Linked DNA regions of Homo sapiens: region 2 is linked to region 1. A link is an interaction called in ENCODE POLR2A ChIA-PET data of the cell type or tissue named here. Cell type or tissue: PC-9. All regions are shown on one strand. Each heading gives the region's core, and the rest is flanking DNA. Links, peaks and the distances in the headings are about the cores only.

The links. Peaks named below come from ENCODE experiments on the same cell type or tissue, not always from the same donor. Only the 100,000 strongest peaks of a DNase experiment are listed, where the experiment ranks them.
Region 2: POLR2A ChIA-PET joins it to region 1 with 5 read pairs; 2 of 35 experiments call an interaction of 5 or more read pairs at or near these places.

The regions. Positions count from the first base shown.
Region 1 is chr1:245,174,945-245,179,338 of GRCh38, reverse strand. The region is part of intron 2 of KIF26B (kinesin family member 26B); the gene reads right to left. Among named protein-coding and RNA genes, the nearest start is that of KIF26B, 22 kb to the right of the region's middle. In PC-9, for the core only: no CTCF peak of the experiment used is centred there; a DNase peak (open chromatin) is centred at 2,068; H3K27me3 peaks cover 1,670 bases.
Region 2 is chr1:246,007,178-246,011,571 of GRCh38, reverse strand. All of the region lies in intron 5 of SMYD3 (SET and MYND domain containing 3), which reads left to right. Among named protein-coding and RNA genes, the nearest start is that of SMYD3-AS1, 99 kb to the left of the region's middle. In PC-9, for the core only: no CTCF peak of the experiment used is centred there; no DNase peak of the experiment used is centred there.

The DNA.
Region 1 (4,394 bases), core at 294-4,293:
TTTGTTTTTGAATCCATAGTATTTAACACAGAGAAAGTGGCACATATTGGGAGCCTGATAAATGTGTGATAAATGAATACGTGAATGAATGACTTAATGAGGTCACGTGGATCTTTCTCTTTAAAGCATTCTCTGGAGAATTTCAAACGCTATTTTATTTAAAAATATTTTAGAGTGGAGAGGGGGAAATGGGAGCCAAGAGAACTATTTGCTGCTTTCACAAAGACAGGGGCAGTCTTTTTAAATGTCGTTTTGCCTATTTACAAGTTTTCATTAAATATCTCTAATGCTTAGAATATCTGTCAAATATGAACATTTGTATACAGCTTAAAGTACAAATGTCAGTAATTATTTAAAAAAAAAAAACATGGTTAAGAATTGTTCCAAGTAAATGCTTGATAAGAATTATTTACCCAGAGGCAAGTCCAACGTCAGGTGCCTGAGGAGTAAGGGACAGAGCCCCCGTCTGCTCGGATGGCTGTAGAGCCGGCCCCACTTGCCCTCCACTCAGACACTGCATGTGGCAAGCCCACGTCACAGGCGGTACCACCAGCCTTTATCCCCAAAACCTAAGGTGACACCAGGCTTGACACGGGCAGTCTTACTCAGGTGATCTATTAGTAGAAACTACTAGAAAAGGAGCAAGAAAGGGGGAGGAAATCAGGGTAAAGAGGTTAAACAGCACCAAAGTGATTATTAAACACTTTAATAACAAAAGTTATTGCTTAATGCATTTGGAGTTTTGGTTTGAGATGATGGAAGTGGGTGGATGGTGGCGATGGCCGTGCAATGATATGAAGGTACTTAAAGCCACTGAACCATACGCTTAAAAAGGAATAACATGGGAAATTTTATGCTATACATATTTTACTACAATTAAAAAGGAAAAAAACTTAGAATAAAGACTACCAAGAGACTGACGACTGAAGAGACAGCTCAAGAATGGATCACTGAAGGGACTCAGAAAAAAGCATTTGAAAAAAAAGCAAAGCCCAAAAGACACCGCTCCTCTTATTTTAAAATACAGCCCCAAACCCACGATGACAGCTCCAAAGTCAACCTCGGATATACGGTTGTGCTTGAAAGCTCTAGAACTCCTAGCACAGCACAAACACATGGTAGGTTATCTGTTTTCTGAACGTGACTAGCATCACTTGAATAAGTGGCTCAAAGCGTAGGAATTATTCTGATGAACAGGTCTTTCTCCTGTAACAAAGCAGTGACAGTCAGATGTGACCTCTGTGATTTGATACACTCCTAAGGGACAAATATCTCTGCCCAGAAACATCCCAATCTAGCTGCCAAAGATAGCTCTGCTCACCTGCACAACCTGGCCTCATTCTCGATCTTCAGACCTTTCCTACGTGGAGGCTAACCCCAGTCTAAACCCACACCAAATCTTCATGTAACCTTTTTACCTTCTCTCTAAACAAAAAACCCTAATCCCCGCTGACTGAGTCTTTCATTTTCTCGGCTAAAAACATAGGACCTGAAGCCATTAAACTTGTGATAGGAAAAACCAGGGTTCCAGAGGTTCAGGAGAGCATTTTTCTCCTAGTCTCATTTGAAGGGTCATTTTACTAATCAGAAACAGGCCTAAACTGCCATCACCATTATCCGTCACCAGAAGGCCAGGGGGAAAGACACACACACACACACACACACACACACACCCCTAAGGACAAGTAAAATCAAAACCAAAAGGCAATGAATCCTACCCCTTCATTTCACATACAGTGAGGTAAATAATGGCGCTACAGCAACTTCATTTGCAGAGATCCAGGATGCCAGGAAGTCACCTCTCCTGCCCTCTGCTTCACTGGCTTGCTCAGCCGAGCCATTCGTCAGTGTGAGCCGTGTGCACTGCCACCGTAAATGCCCCCAACATAGTCCAGGTTCTTCAGAAGTTTGAAACTCCAAAACCATTCCCACAAAAATATCTCTAAATAGGGTTTCCTCTTTAAAATACAATATAGAATGTAAAAAAATGGGGTTTCTTGGCAACACTCTTTTAAGAGATAGTGTTATCCTAGGCGGAAGTAGGAATCAATAAAGGCAGGGGGAATGGGACAGGTGCAGTGACTCATGGGCCAGATGTAGTGACTCATACCTATAATCCCAGCACTTTGAGAGGCCAAGGCAGGAGGCGTGAGGCCAGGCATCTGAGGCCAGCCTGGGCAACACAATAAGACCCCATCTTTACAAGCAATTTAAAAAATAGCTAGGCATGATGGCACACACCTGTAGTCCCAGCTACTCAGGAGGCTGAGGCAAGCAGATCGCTTGAGCCAGAGAGTTGAGGCTGCAGTGAGCTAGGATCATGCTGCTGCACTCCAGTCGAGGCGACAGAACGAAACCCTCCCTCTAGAAACTACTTAATTAATTAAAAATAAAGGGAATGGCCATACCCCTGTGTGTCTATGCTTAAAGATTTTATGGCAAAGAGCTGGCCAAGGCTACCAGTAAGCCCGCTGTAAACTACCAATTCACAAAAGTACCAGAGGCTGATAAATGCTTCATCCCAGGTTATATTCAAAAGTAAACATGACCGTTAAAAGTCGCAGGAAGACTAATCTGAAAGTCAAAGGCCCCATCGCCTGCTAGCCCATCCTGTGAGCCATGTTCCTTCCACTACAGATGAAGGCATGGTTAATAGGAGTGGGCCAGCTGACCCACAGTTTCCTAGAAGCCTTTAGACTGGGTATGAAAGTGCTGAACTAGGTTCCCTGCTTGTTGGCGTCTTGTGGGGAGTGGCTCACACGTGGCATCTTATATAACACCCATCAGGGCCTTTGGTAGCTTTCATCCCTCCAACTCCAGGCTTACCAGCAAGTATGCACCTCCAGGAACATCTGGGATGCAGAAAAAGAAGGAACTAAATCCCATGATAGACCCTGTGGGAAGGATGCTTCCTGAACTCTGGTCTCCTTCCATGAAATATGGCATTCTACTTATTAGCAACTTCCAGTATGACCTTCATAGATCTGACACTACTTTTCCCTAAACAAATATGTTTTGAAGGCCAGGCGCCTTCAAGGCACCTGTAATTACAAGGCTCACGCCTGTAATCCCAGCACTTTGGGAGGCTGAGGCAGGCGGATCACCTGAGATCAGAAGTTCAAGACCAGCCTGACCAACATGGAGAAACCCCGTCTCTACTAAAAATACAAAATTAGCTGGGCGTGGTGACTCATGCATGTAATCCCAGCTACTCGGGAGGCTGAGGCAGGAGAATCGCTTGAACCCGGGAGGCAGAGGTTGCAGTGAGCTGAGCTCGTTCCCCAGCCTGGGCAACAAGAGTGAGACTCTGTCTCAAAAAAAATATCTATATCTATATCTATATATCTATATCTATATATATAGATGTCTATATATATAGATATAGATATCTATATATATAGACATCTAAATATATAGATATAGATATAGATATATATGTTTTGAGAAGAAAATGTCAGTGTCTCACAGGGAATAAACATTGAGGCAAAATTTCTGAAAATAAAATTTCTCCACCCTTCAATAAAGCCCGTGACTCTTTTAACTCTACACAAGAAGAGAAAACAATTAGAAATGGAACAAACGAAGAGGCTTTTGAGTAAATATGATTACAATAAAAGAGATCATATGACTTGAATTATGGTCTCTTCACTATTTTTAATCATGTGTGGACTTAGTGACTTTCTACGCTTTGCCACAAAACTGCATCTTCTCATCTTTTATACTTGCTTTTTAAAAAATCTTGCATTGACAGAATCTCAAAGAATCTCAACCAACAGAAATTTGCCCTTAGCTGGCATTTGTAGGGCTAATAGCCACCCGAAACCTCAAAATAAACAGGCAACCATGCCTGTTTACTTTGCCTCTTCCAAGTTCCCTGTTCTGATTCTCTGTGTTCTCGTCTCCACCTTACCTGAATAATCCATCATGATCACGTTCACAGCACATAAGTAATGCACTTTACAAAAGCATCTCTAGAAATTGAAGCTCCATTCTTAGATTTTCCCAGACTTACTTCTAGCTGCTATCTAGTGTGTATGTCACCCTATCCTCCTTCCTTTCTCTACTGAAATGCACTAGAGTCTGGAGGCAGATTGGCTAGGGGTTGTAATGGAATATGTAGCCTTTCACCTCTGGGTCACTATGCTGAATCTGGGCCACATCAGCAGCATCTGAAAGCAGTTACTGTACCATCTAATGGCCTTGCTAAAGACAAAAGCCACTGTTCTAGCTTTTCACCCTGGTGGGAAGTCTCAACCGGGAGAGACAGCAAGGAATGAGCAATGGGCCCCCAGGAGAAACTCCCAGTTAGCCACAGTCCACGAGAGTGGTTTGAAGGAGTCCTCTGCAAGAGAAGCTTGGAGGCTTCATAATCTGATGACTGTGGTACTTCATCT
Region 2 (4,394 bases), core at 196-4,195, 830 kb before region 1:
AGGAATTCCCACTCACAGCATCGACAGTGGTCTAGGTGATTTTTAAATTCTCCTCCTTTTTATGTCCTTTTTCTAAATTTTACAGGCACATAGGCCAAACCTGTAGTGTTCACTTTCTGACCATGAAAAACCGTTATGAATAATGTTCACTTTCTGACCATGCTAAACCATTATGAGTAAACTTTAAGTCATCTTATTGAGGATTGACACCAGCTGATGATTCCTATATTGGTATTTAAAATTCCAGAAAGTCAAAGCTCAGGCAGAATAGTAAAAGAAAATGAAATAATATGAAGTCCCAGAGAGGAGGAAGGTGGTGTTTGAGGAGTGTTTTTCAACCTTTGGCAATTTCTTCAGCTCTTAGGGCCTTGATTTCCCCATCTATGAAATGGGGAATTCAGATCACAAAAGTTTTGAGGTTCCTTCTGCCTATCATTTTGTTGATGTATTTGAAACTTATCTTGCTAATACACCATTAGATCTCTAAATTTGTAATACGATTTAAAATGTAGATTTCTAGTCCCAATGTGGTGCTAGACTTCGCTCTTCCTGGGCCGCATATGGGGACAAGATGACGTCTTCAGCCGTCTTCAAACCCTGTGACTCTGGAAGCATGTTATATGTCCTTCCTATGTAAGAAAGTATCCAAGTTTTCCTAGGAGACTGTCAAACTAGGATAAGCACACCTTTCCTTGGGGAAACACCATCTTTCCTTAACCTTCTTTAGCTTAATGTTTTTGATATTCAGCACATACTATCTAAATAGATGACGCAGATATCCATAGACACCATGCCATAGTTAATATCTAATGCCTTCTAACAGCTACATATGGAACAATTATTTTAGCCCTCTAAACCTTAAGATTGGATGAGTTTGCCTTTTAATCCAAGAAATATTTTGGGATGAGAAGTCAACTTTTCCCCATTTTTCCTTGTCTTTCCTATTTGGACTTTCTCCGTCACACTGTTCGTTTAATGAATAAGCAAAGATAACTCAGCTGCTTGCCAAAAATGCACTCAGATTTCTCCTGCAAACACTCATTTTTAAGTAAACCAAAGTAGTAGGAAATGAAGAAAACAGAGAGGGAGTTTATTAAATTATGTTTAGGCTTTCTTCCTGGCATCATTGGGCTCTGGATACATGTTGATCAATTCTTATCCATGAGTACATCACGCTAGAGTTTTAGGTCTTTCTCTGCATGGAGAAGCTTCATCTCTGGTGTGAGGTCTGGTAGTGAACTGATGAAGGAGAGGAGAAAACAAGAGCAGGGGGTCACTTTTTAAAAGTCAATTTTTATCCTGCTGTGATTGAATTGTTGCCCCAATAGACAGAGCATACGATTCTGTATTGTTTCTCAACAGAGAACTAGAAGAAGTAAAGAAACTTCTTATGACATTCACAAACACAATTTCTACTGTTATGTTTTAAAATATTGGGGTTTTTGTTGTTTTTTTGTTTTTGTTTTGTTTGTTTGTTTTTTGAGATGGAGTCTTGCTCTGTTGCACAGGCTGGAGTGCAGTGGCGCATTCCCAGCTCACTGTGACCTCTGCCCCCTGGGTTCAAGCGATTCTCCTGCCTCAGCCTCCCTATTAGCTGGGCATGGTAGCACTCACCTGTGATCCTAGCTACTCAGAAGGCTGAGGCAGGAGAATTGCTTGATCTCACGACACGAAGCGGAGGTTGCAGTGAGCCGAGATCACGCCACTGCACTTCAGCCTGGGCAACAGAGCAAGACTCCATCTCAAAAAAAAAAAAAAAAAAAAAAGATCTTACATGAGACAACGTCATATTCCAATAGCTTCTTCTACTTCATTCTAGTTACTCTGCCTGGGGTCACAACAATAATTTTGAAGGTATTTTAATGTCTTTCTCCTTTTTTAAATAAGGAGAATACTAAGACCTGATTGGAGAGACTTGCCTTACGGCTCTGGCCATCTGCAGTGTTGGAAGTAGATGATCTAACTTGAATCTAATATTCTTTCCACTATATGATATATACACAAACCAGTATTGCCTTTTGCGTTGTTACCCTTTTATGTACGTGTGTGTATGTGTATACACACATACATGTTACAAAGTAATCAAGTCCCAGTTAAAAATATATATTCACAAATATTTCTGTGACTTCAAAAAATGTGAAGACTCTTAGTTTAGACAAAAATGCATTAAAGTTAGGATTGTAGACTCTTCCTAGAAACAGAAGGGACACTGTAGATAAGAGTAGGTGGTGTCCTCTAGCTTCAGGCTATTTTGCATCAAAAACAACCTAGACAAATCACGTATACTTTGTATATGTTAGTATAGCCCCCAATACATGAATTCCAACCTGTATTGCTGACTTCGCTCCTACAGTCTGCAGCATTGTGAGCGCCTTGAAGGATGCTATATTAAAGTACTTTGAGCGTGGTTTCACATTATGGCCCAACGATACACACCTGTCGATTTTTGCTGGTTTTACCACCATTATTTTATATAGTTATCATTTACTGAGTGTTGACTATGGGCCAGTCGTTTCATAGCAGGCCCGTTTTTCATATTTTGCAGCTAAGAGGAGGAAACCGAAGCCAAGTGACTTGCCCAAGGCCACGCTGCTAGCAAGCGGTACGGCTGGCACTTGAACTTGAGTCTGTGACTCCAGAGCCGAATTCTTCATCCCCGGACTCTCCTGTCTCACCTGGGGAAGGTGCTGAGGTGTCTCAGAGGATTTACCTCACTCTGCAGGCCTAAACAGAATTAATCCTGTGGTTTAGTGTCTTAATAGGGATGCTGAGGGCAAAGGAGAGGCTCTTATTTTCAAAACAAATGACTTTGGCAGCATGAAAAAACGAAACCGAGAAAATTGCCAGCACCAAGCTTTGTGTGCAAACACTACTGCTTTGTTCCCCGGTGTTGAGACTCCTCATTAAACAGCTCCCTCCCTGCGTTGCTCGAGAAAGGAAAGGAAAACTTCAGAGGTACGGCTACTCCCCAAGCGCTGTTGCTGCCAGAGCCTCTAGTATTTATTTTTCAAAATTTTAAAAATAGTCATGGCATTCTTACAGCTCTTATGCCCTCCAGGATCCCAGCCGACTTCTAAGTACAGAAATGTTAATGGGCCGAGGGAGGGGAAGCCCAGAGGGCAGATCACCTCCCAGAAACTCAGGCTAAGCCAGTCCTCGGCTGAGAGGAGTTCTGCTTTCAGTGAGGCCCACCTTTATTTCTTATTTACGTCGCATTACAGGATGTGTCAAGAGCCCTTAGACATCCTAGGCAAGTGGTAACTGATGTTTCTCCAACACCGCTCTGTGCGTCTGTGGATAAGGACACAGTTTCTCCGAGGCCTTTCAGAATACAATGCACAGGTTGTGTTTCTTCATTACCATTGAGGTTTGGAACCTCTGGCTATTTCAGCCTTCCATTCTTGCCCTGTTTACAGGTAAGGAAAGGCTGAGAGAAATGAAGGGACTTCATTTTTGTCACATCGCTTGTGATACCATTAGGACCTCCTCCAGATGGCTGTCTTCGTAGGACAGTAGTCTTTCTTTGGCATCACTTTGTTGAAGCCCCTATGGTAGGGACTATGACTTAAACACTTTTCCTTTGGTGTAAAAATCACAGCCTTCTTATCCATGGGGAATGGATTGTTAACTGATTACTGTCATTTTTAAATATTTCAGTTTAGTTCTTTTCTAATGCATTTAATCCTGTTTCCCACGTCTGAGTACAAATTGCCCCACAGTATATTTTTTGTCATGCCCTACTGCCTTTTTTTTTTTGGTCAGGGTCTGGCTCTGTTTCCCAGGCTGGAGTGCAGTGGTGTGATCACGGCTTACTGCAGCCTCAACCTCCCAGGCTCATGTGATCCTCCCACCTCAGCCTCCTGAGTAGTTGGGACTACAGGCATATGGCACCATGCCTGGCAAATTTTTTTTTTTTTCTATTTTTGGTAGAATGGGGTTTCGCCGTGTTGCCCAGGCTGGTCTCAAACTCCTGGACCCAAGTGATCCACCCACATAGACCTCCCGAAATACTGGGATTACAGATGTGAGCCACCATGCCCGGCCTCCTTCTGCCTTTTCTTTAGTCCTTTCATCTCCTTTTATTCCCCTAACTCTTCCATCTCTCCCCCTACATGAAACCCAAAGTGCCAGGTGAATGAATCTCATTTATTAAGGTGAGATCAGAGAGTTGTCTCTGCAAGTAGATCATTGACCAGGGAGCTGACTCCAGACTCCCTTTCACGAGGCACCCAAATCTTTCCCTTCTGGGAAGAGAAAGCACCTCATCCCATCCTTCATGGCATCAGTTTTCCTCTTGAATAGAAACCTCCCACAAGGCCAAAGACAAACGCACATGCTTCAGAGTCTTGCTTTCTACGGATTGGGAAGGATAAGTTACGGTCCTGTGGGATGGG